2 separate regions of the Homo sapiens genome follow, and region 1 is linked to region 2. A link is an interaction called in ENCODE POLR2A ChIA-PET data of the cell type or tissue named here. Cell type or tissue: Panc1. All regions are shown on one strand. Links, peaks and the distances in the headings refer to the core of each region. The heading gives the core; the rest is flanking DNA.

What was found. Peaks named below come from ENCODE experiments on the same cell type or tissue, not always from the same donor. Only the 100,000 strongest peaks of a DNase experiment are listed, where the experiment ranks them.
Region 1: POLR2A ChIA-PET joins it to region 2 with 12 read pairs; 2 of 35 experiments call an interaction of 5 or more read pairs at or near these places.

What each region holds. Positions count from the first base shown.
Region 1 is chr9:21,701,042-21,705,449 of GRCh38, forward strand. It overlaps LOC107987026 (a long non-coding RNA gene), which reads right to left. Exons shown (of 3, transcript XR_001746563.3): 2 at 1,876-2,096. Among named protein-coding and RNA genes, the nearest start is that of MTAP, 99 kb to the right of the region's middle. In Panc1, for the core only: no CTCF peak of the experiment used is centred there; no DNase peak of the experiment used is centred there; H3K27ac peaks cover 1,373 bases.
Region 2 is chr9:21,582,707-21,587,114 of GRCh38, forward strand. No RefSeq gene overlaps it. Among named protein-coding and RNA genes, the nearest start is that of MIR31HG, 25 kb to the left of the region's middle. In Panc1, for the core only: CTCF peaks have their summits at 3,821 and 4,036; no DNase peak of the experiment used is centred there; H3K27ac peaks cover 4,000 bases.

The DNA of each region.
Region 1 (4,408 bases), core at 203-4,202, 120 kb after region 2:
ATTCTTGAAATCATATAAGTGGCACTATGCAGTATGTACTCTTTTGTGTCTAGTTTCATTTTGATAATTTAGATTCATCTATATTGTTGCATTCTTATTTGTTCTCTTTAATTGCTATCTAGTACTTTATTGTATGAATATATCATTATTTGTATATCCATTATCTGCATTGTTTCCAGTTTGCAGCCATTATGAATAAGTTAGTATAAACTTTTTTGCGCATGTTGTTTTATGGGCACACTTACTTGTTTTTCTTGGGTAAATACCATGGAGTGGAACTGCTAGACTATAGGGCAGATGAAGGTTTAAAAGAAACTGCCAAATACTTTTCCAAAACATCTGTGTCATTTTACACTTTCAGCAGTAATGTATGAAAGATCCAGTTGCTCCATGTTGTTTTGTTCACTGTCATGGTGGCTCTTTAATTTTCACCATTTTAGCTGGTATGAAATGGTATCACTGTGGCTTTCATTTGGATTTATCTTTTCATGTGCTTATTGGTCATGCATGCATCCTCTATTTTATAATATTCAAGTCTTTTGCCTATTCTTTTAAAATTAGGGTTTTTATCTTTTTATTATTCATTCAAAACAGTTTTATATGCTCTGGATAAAAATCCTTTGCATTTCAAACGTTTTTTCCCAGTCTGGCCTTTACTTTTCATTTTCTTAATGTATCAGCTTTTAGAAAAACTTGCCAGATGCAGTCAGAGAACTATTACTTTCTGCCACATTTCAGGCCCATATTTCTCTTCTTTTCTCCAGTCCTTCTAGATAAGAATTAACATTGTTTGACAAATTTGTTTCATACATGCTCACTCATTTAATAAGTTGACAATTGTGTTGAATTTGGGTCACTTTCTATTTGACCCTTTTGTCTCAATTTTGGTACAAGCTAGAGCTGAAACTTGAGTAAAGCATGGCATATTCTGGATGGTATACTAGATTACAGTCCAGTTGGATGTTAAATGAATCCAAATGTTATCACTTCTTATTTTAATAAATTGCTTTCAATAAAAAATTCCCCAAAATCTAGAGTCAATCTTTTCCCTCAAATGATCTCACATTTAACCACTACGCAGTGGATCACACAATAAACACCATTTGGATTCTACTGTAAATTGTCTTCTAGGTATATTATTACACAATCATAATGTCTTCTAGGTATATTGTTATACTTTATAACAAATAAATTTGTTTTAAAATACTTCATTTGGCTATTTTTGACAGAAAAATTTCATCAGAAATTTTTTGTGACTTTATGATAACTGAAAATTGCAGAATACATAATTTTTTTACATGTTAGCATGATAGCATGTTAAATTAAATGAGGCCATCGGTTTCAAATAATGAAATCACATTAAATTTAATGGAAGCCAACAGTTGTGTCCATACTTATGACAGAATGATTGTGGAAACGTTATTACTTTCATTCAAATATTCAGGACATCCTCAATTCTTCCTTCTCCCTCAAACTCCTGAGGCTACTAGCTACCAGGTTATGCCAATGATCCCTTCAGGATTTCCCTCTAATTTTGTCCCCAGTGTCCTATTCCCTCTGCCATTTATTTCATTGCTCCCGATCATTTCTCACCGTGGCTCTTGCAAAAACCATCTAACTTGTCATCCACACACCAGGCAGTCCCCTTTACTGTCTGAAACACTGCCAGAATGATCTTCCTAAAAAAAAAAAAAAAAAAAACCAACCAAACAAAAAAAAAAAACCCTGCTCAAGTTGCCCCCTTAGTAGGTTCCAAAGGCTCCCTCATATCACTAAGACTCCAAAATTCCTCAGCATGGCAACCAAGCCCTGTTATAGATTAGCCCTCTAAATTTCTTGGCACCACATTCATCTCCTGCATATCATACCACATACCTTTCACTCCAGGCACACCAAGTTGTCACTTTTCCTTCCGTACTTTTACACAAGTTTGTACCGCTTTCCGACATCCACTTGCCTTCATTACACCTGCAGTAAGCTTAGCTCCTTCCAAATGCAGAACAAAGACCACCTCCTTGCTTAAGAATTCTCCACTTCTTGCTCCTCAGGTGTCATAACAAGAAGATTATGTGTAAAAGCACAATGCAGACTGATTTCTACAAAAAAAAGTGAGACATTAAAGATTTAAAAAATTGATAGGATTACAAGGTAATAGTTAAGAGTTTGGAATCATAGCTGAGTTTTAGATCCAATTTCTTAGACATAGCTGTGTTATTTCAGGAAAGTTACTCATGTTTATTGCCTCAGTCTCCTCATTTGTGAAGTAAAAGTATTTCCACCATAAAAGATACGTGTGAGGATTTTTTAAAATCACGTATACAGAAGAGTTTAGCACAGTACCTAGAATATAATAAATATTCTACAAACGATAGCCATTGTCATTCTTATTGCTATTGATCGATTAAATGGTTGCATGTGGAATGAAAGAAAAGTATCTAAAGGTTAGGTATTGTAGAGAGAGAAAATAACTTTTCTGATTAGCTTTGGGAAAAATAGAAGGGGATAGGTATTAATTCATGAGAATGTGGATTACAAATTAAAATCTCTACTCCATTTTTGCAAATACGTAGTTTGTAGAACAAGAAATCAACATGTATAAGAAAACCAGAGAACCTAGAAATATCTATTACTATAAAATTGCACAAAATAACCATAAAAGTGCAGTATTGTTCGTAAAACAGCACCAATCTAAAATTCTGTATGTAGACAAACAAAATTATTTGTAATTATTGTACTAGTTTCATTCTAGGTCATGAGACAAATGATTTACCTTTTTAAAAAATATTATGTTTAGAGTGCTACTAACAACCAATGTTGTATCCAAAGAGTCTTCAGTGTTCTGGGGTGAAGAGGATAAAACAGAAATTACCCACTGCAATATTTAAATTGCTTGGTCTTGTGGCTTGTATTAAAAAATAATGCAAATTTTTTTCATCAATACATTGGTATGTGTTTGAATATAAAAATATTTTTATTTAACATGTAATAAACATTGCTAATCTACGAAGATGGGCTATGTTCCTCACTTATCCCAGGAACGCTGTTAAAAATCTTTGATTTGGGATAAATCAACATTTTTAGCTCCAGATAAAAACAATGATAAAATAGTTTATTAAAATTTTCCACTTCTTTCAATGATCTTAAGTTCATACTCATAAAAATATTATAAGGTCATCACACAAGATAACTGTTCAATTTGATTTTTTTAATCAGTCAAAATTGCTTTCATGTATTAGATATAAAAATATTCAATATAAAACATAACTTAGTGGTTAGCTTATAGTTTTCAGTTTTGAGTCAGTTTTGGTCTAAGAAATAATAGTAATAACAATAATGAATATTTCCTTATAAGCATAAATGTAATTTTTAAAAATTTCCTGTGAATAATACTTGATTAATTTCATTTCCCTGCATATGCAAGTTCCACGGAGCCATGAATATGCCCATATTACTCTAGATAGAAATGAGTCTAATGGCTTTGTCTAAAACAATAGACTAACAATAAACAATTATATGTAATATAGATAAATTAGTCTTTGCTTTACAGAGGAATCTGCTATAGCATTTCCAATATGTTCTCCTACTAATGATTCTTAACCTTTTTGAAATTATAAATCCCTTTGCGATCTAATTAAAAGCTCTGAAATTTTCTTTCCAGAAAATAACACTTATATTTGCACATAAACCACATTTTGAGTATAGTCTTATGAACTCCTGGAGTATGAAGTTTGCTCCATGAATCCCAAGTCAAGAAGCACTTCCCTAGTGTATTTAGAATTTAGTTTAACTGTCTTTGAAATCCAATTTCCAAATCACTTTTTAGGGGCACAAATAGTATAAAATGGCCAGCTCCATCAGAGAAATGCAAATCAAAACCACAATGAGATACCATCTCACACCAGGTAGAATGGCAATCATTAAAAAATGTCAGGAAACAACAGGTGCTGGAGAGGATGTGGAGAAATAGGAACACTTTTACACTGTTGGTGGGACTGTAAACTAGTTCAACCATTGTGGAAGTCAGTGTGGCGATTCCTCAGGGATCTAGAACTAGAAATACCATTTGACCCAGCCATCCCATTACTGGGTATATACCCAAAGGACTATAAATCATGCTGCTGTAAAGACACATGCACACGTATGTTTATTGCGGCATTATTCACAATAGCAAAGACTTGGAACCAACCCAAATGTCCAACAATGATAGACTGGATTAAGAAAATGTGGCACATATACACCATGGAATACTATGCAGCCATAAAAAATGATGAGTTCATGTCCTTTGTAGGGACATGGATGAAATTGGAAATCATCATTCTCAGTAAACTATCGCAAGGACAAAAAAACAAACACCGCATGTTCTCACTCATAGGTGGGAATTGAACAATGAGAACACATGGACACAGGA
Region 2 (4,408 bases), core at 158-4,157:
GAGGTATCTAAGAATAACTTTGAGCTAATGAATTAAATTTTAGTTCTTTCTTATCATGTTATTATACTTCCTATAGTTCACCAAATAAGCCAGGAATGCATTTTATTACTTTATTTGAAAATTTTAACAACTTATTAGAAAGCATAAAAACAGAAAATGAAACAAAAGCAGAATCTCCCTGTGATAGAATTATACTAGAACACATGTGTTTTGTACATCTTTTTGCTGTCACTAGTTTATATTTTCACATACATTAATTTATATTTGCCATGCATTGGACTACATTTCCAACTGGACACATAGTGACATCTCCCAAACCAGTAATCTAAAGTTTCTCAGATGAGAATGCAAAATCAAATGTGTTCATATAAACTTAAAAACCTTCTGGCTTGGCCTTTATTCTCTAGATGCTGGAGGGAAAGTTCACATTTGCTCTCTGCAACCTTGTCTATGTTTCTGTTTCTGTTGTTCACACTTCTAATGTGGGGTGGTGTGTGTGTGTTATGTGTGTTTTCAGTTGCTGCTATCTTAAAAAGGATTTCAAATGTGCATGATGGAGAGAGATAACAGTGTTTAATTAGGGGTAACTATAAAGCAGTCACCAACAATTGTCAGTGCAGTTTGAAAGGTTAGTCCTTACCAGAGACATCCTTGATTCTGGATTTTAAAAAGAGAAAGCAATCTACAAATGTAAATAAAACTGTGAGTGTCATAAAAACATGACAAAACCATTAGGAAATGTTATTCTGTTTCATTTATTTCTTATTCACTTTGAAAATAACTCCACTTTGTTTTATAATCATAAGGCTTTCTTATTCAACCTGGGTTTTCTTTCTTTAAGTTTCTCCCTTCCCTTAAGCTATGGTGTGCCATGGAGCCTCAAGCAAGAAGACAAACTCTAGAGATGTAAGATAAAAAGTGTAGCTTCTTCTGTGTACGTGCACTGGTACATTTCAAAATAAATGTTTGAACAAGTCCACAAAATCTGAGCCAACACTGAATAAAGAAAAAAAGAATGCATGCAGAACAAAATAATCAATTGCACACACACACACACAGACACACTCGGATTCCTGGAGTTTCTTTGGTTGCCTTCCTACCATGAAAATTACGTTGGCATTGTTTTCTTTGAAACCACATCACATCACAGATCAGATATTTGTGATTTCAGATGTTAGCATTTATACATAAGACATTGGATTGAGTACATTTTAAACATAAACAGTAGGCAATGCTGTACAGAGAACATCTAAATTGCCTTCCTAATTGTATTAAATAACAGCATCAACAATGATTGAGCCTTAATAGTTCATTGCAAGTGAGAGTTGATTTCTGTATAAAATCCAACAACTGAGAGTTGATTTCTGTATAAAATCCATAGACATACTTATGCTGCAGCAGACAGTATAAAATAGTGGTTAAGAATTCAGACCCTGAATTTAGACTGCCTGAGTTCAAATCCTGACTCTGCACTTGGGGCCACCTGGCCTTGAGCAAGTTGCTTAACCTCTCTTTACTTGTTTTCTCATCTGAAGGACAGCAATATCAATAGTACCTATTTCATAGGATTGTTATGAGGATTAAATGAGTGAATACATGCAAGATGCTTAAAACTGTACCTAGTACATAGAGGGATTCAATGAATATTAACTGTTGTTTTTATTTAAACAAGTCCTACAGTGCTGAGGAACTTAAACTGTATACTGTTTCTTAGGAAGGAAATAATGGCTGGGTAGTACTACGTATTTTAATTTTCTACTTCACTCCTCTCCTAATTGTCTTCAAGTCTCAGTCTAGCCCAATTTAGGTCCATAGATCCTGTTATTTAGAAAAAAAAAATTAAAGACTGTTGGCTGAGGACAAACTTAGCTTTATATAGTTGGATTCTCTATGTTGTAGCCATCCCAGATCTGATCTTCCATTTTCCTGATCTGCCTGGTGTGGACTTTGTTCCTTATTTAATTTTTTTTTTTTTTTAGACAGGGTCTTGCTATGTTGCCAAGGCTGTCTCCAACTCTTGGCTCCACAGATCCCCCTGCCTCAACCTCCAGAGTAGCAGGAACTACAGATGCATGCCACCATGCCCAATGTTCTAGTTTTTAACATGAAGTTTTAACCACATACATTGATTAGCTATTTGGCAATCCTTCACTTTTTGTCTGCTTTTTTTGAGTCCTCCGCTTTTTGTCTGCCTTGTCTGTCTGCCAACATAATGATTTCCAGTTTGTTCCAACCGTTGTATTCGGCTTCCTTGTATTTAGAACTCCAGCCCCTCTTTATGCAAGGACCTTCCATACCTACTTTGTCTACTTCAGCCTTGCTTCCACTTCCTCCAGCTCCATGCTCTGGGCTGATAGGGAAAAGAGACCTTAGAACACATAGGCTTAGTAACTTAATCTTCAAACACAATGAGAGGAACTCTTTAGTTCATAAAGGCTGCAGAATGTAGCAGTGATTCATACATTTTAGTATACAACAGAATCACTTGAATGGGTGACAAGTGTGTTTTAAGATGCAGATTTCTGGAACTCTTTTCTCAGAGATTCTGATTGATTAAGTCTTGAATGGAGCTGATAAATCTGCATTTTAACCCACTTGCTGGATGATTCTGACATGGGCAGTCCAAGAAGCATAATTCGAGAGACACTTAACTTGACCAATTGAAGTTAAGTGCCCTTGAATATACCATTGTCTATATTAGTCTCTTCTATGAACTCCCTTCTTGTATTTTGGAAAACATTGTGCATCAGGCCAACTAATAGTGCCTAAAAATTAATTTAGAGTCAAAAGGAGGAGCTGTGTGAAGATGGCATTTTCCCCAACATCAGAAATTTTTCATGACTCTGGATCCTTACAGCAACCAGTCAGGTGGCTAGTGGTTTCGTTTGTCCATGTCTTGCCTTTGAGGAGACAGAGAGGAGCCAAGACTTTCTGAAAATTACTCTTCTACATTATTTTTTCCAGATTTATCTGTAACTTACCCCTTTAGAATACTATGCATCCAAAAACATTTAAGAGTAAAATGAAAGTATTCTCTAAGCTTTGACTTTTGAGTCAAGTTTTTACTCCAACATTGTTGGGTTTTTGTTGTTGCTATTGTTGTTTTTTCTTATTTAAGCATCCTTACATCTACATGTCTGTGTTCAAGTCTCATGTCACCACCACCAACTTCAAGCCAGAGGCTAATAAAGAAAAACCCAGCCTTATTGACTGAGCAAGGCTGACTAATGCATAAGTCTACCTTCCCTGGGCTCAGTGTGCCACTGTAGCCCAGCCAACCCTGGCCTATTCTGGAAGCAGCTCAGACCCAGCCTCATGCCTGCATGACCTGAATGCACTGTCCTCGACAGACCCCAAAACTTCTGTCTGTGAGGGATTTAAACTATACTGGCATCACTGAAACCCATTCTTCCTGCCTGGTTTCTCTGTTTTGATAGGTCTTGCATTTCACAACACAGTCACATGTTGAGTGTCTGTAATTTGCTGGAGCCTGGCTACATGCTAGAAAAGGAAAGACAAGGTCTCTGCCCTCCAGGAGTTCATCAGCTCCTCATGAAGCCAGAAAAATAAATGGCTACAATGCAATCTGACTCACCGTAACTGAGGATGGATCAAGTGAACAGAAGTGTTCTCCTCTACTGGCCTATAATTAACAGCGTCCTTGGAGCTTCTGGGGCTCCCAAGATGGAAGTACTGCTGTCACCCAAATTCTCTTTTCTCATGATTCAGGATCTGGATCACCAATGCTTTCTCAGTGCCTGATCTAATGGCAGTATCTTTTATGTTCTTCCTTTACCATTCACTAAACTTAAAAAGCCCTTCAAAGTCTTCCACCAGTGGGAGACATTTCTCCTTCCTTTGAAATTCCCTAATACTTTACCTCATCATCCCTGTGGTACTTACCAAAGTTTACCTTGTATCGTGGCTAGTAAAATATATGCTTTCTCTCTCGTCCAGGGGACGGTCTGGTTCCAGAGGGCATGGTCTGGACTCTACACAGTGCCTTACACAGAGCACTGTGCATAATTGATGAATCAACAAAGGAAACACCTTCTGGCAGAAGATCCTGAACATAAAGTATCAGAGTTTGCCCTGATCTGAAGCATTATGTGTTGGTTTTAGAAAATGCAATCTTCTATCTCTGGCCTTGGGAAAAAACAAAAACAAAAACAAAAAACTCCAAAATTCTGGGATGATTTTAGCAGATCCAAGGAGTTTTATCCACACATAATATGCCAAAAGACAAAAATCACATATTCTAATTATTCCATGTTTATATTTTAGTAAATTCCCTGTTTAAAAAAACATGGTGTGAAATTCTGAAGCCTAAGTTTTGTAGTTTATTGAGAAAAATACACAGTAACAATAGTAGCAGTAGAACTGTTTCCAAAACTGTTAAAGTGTTTTA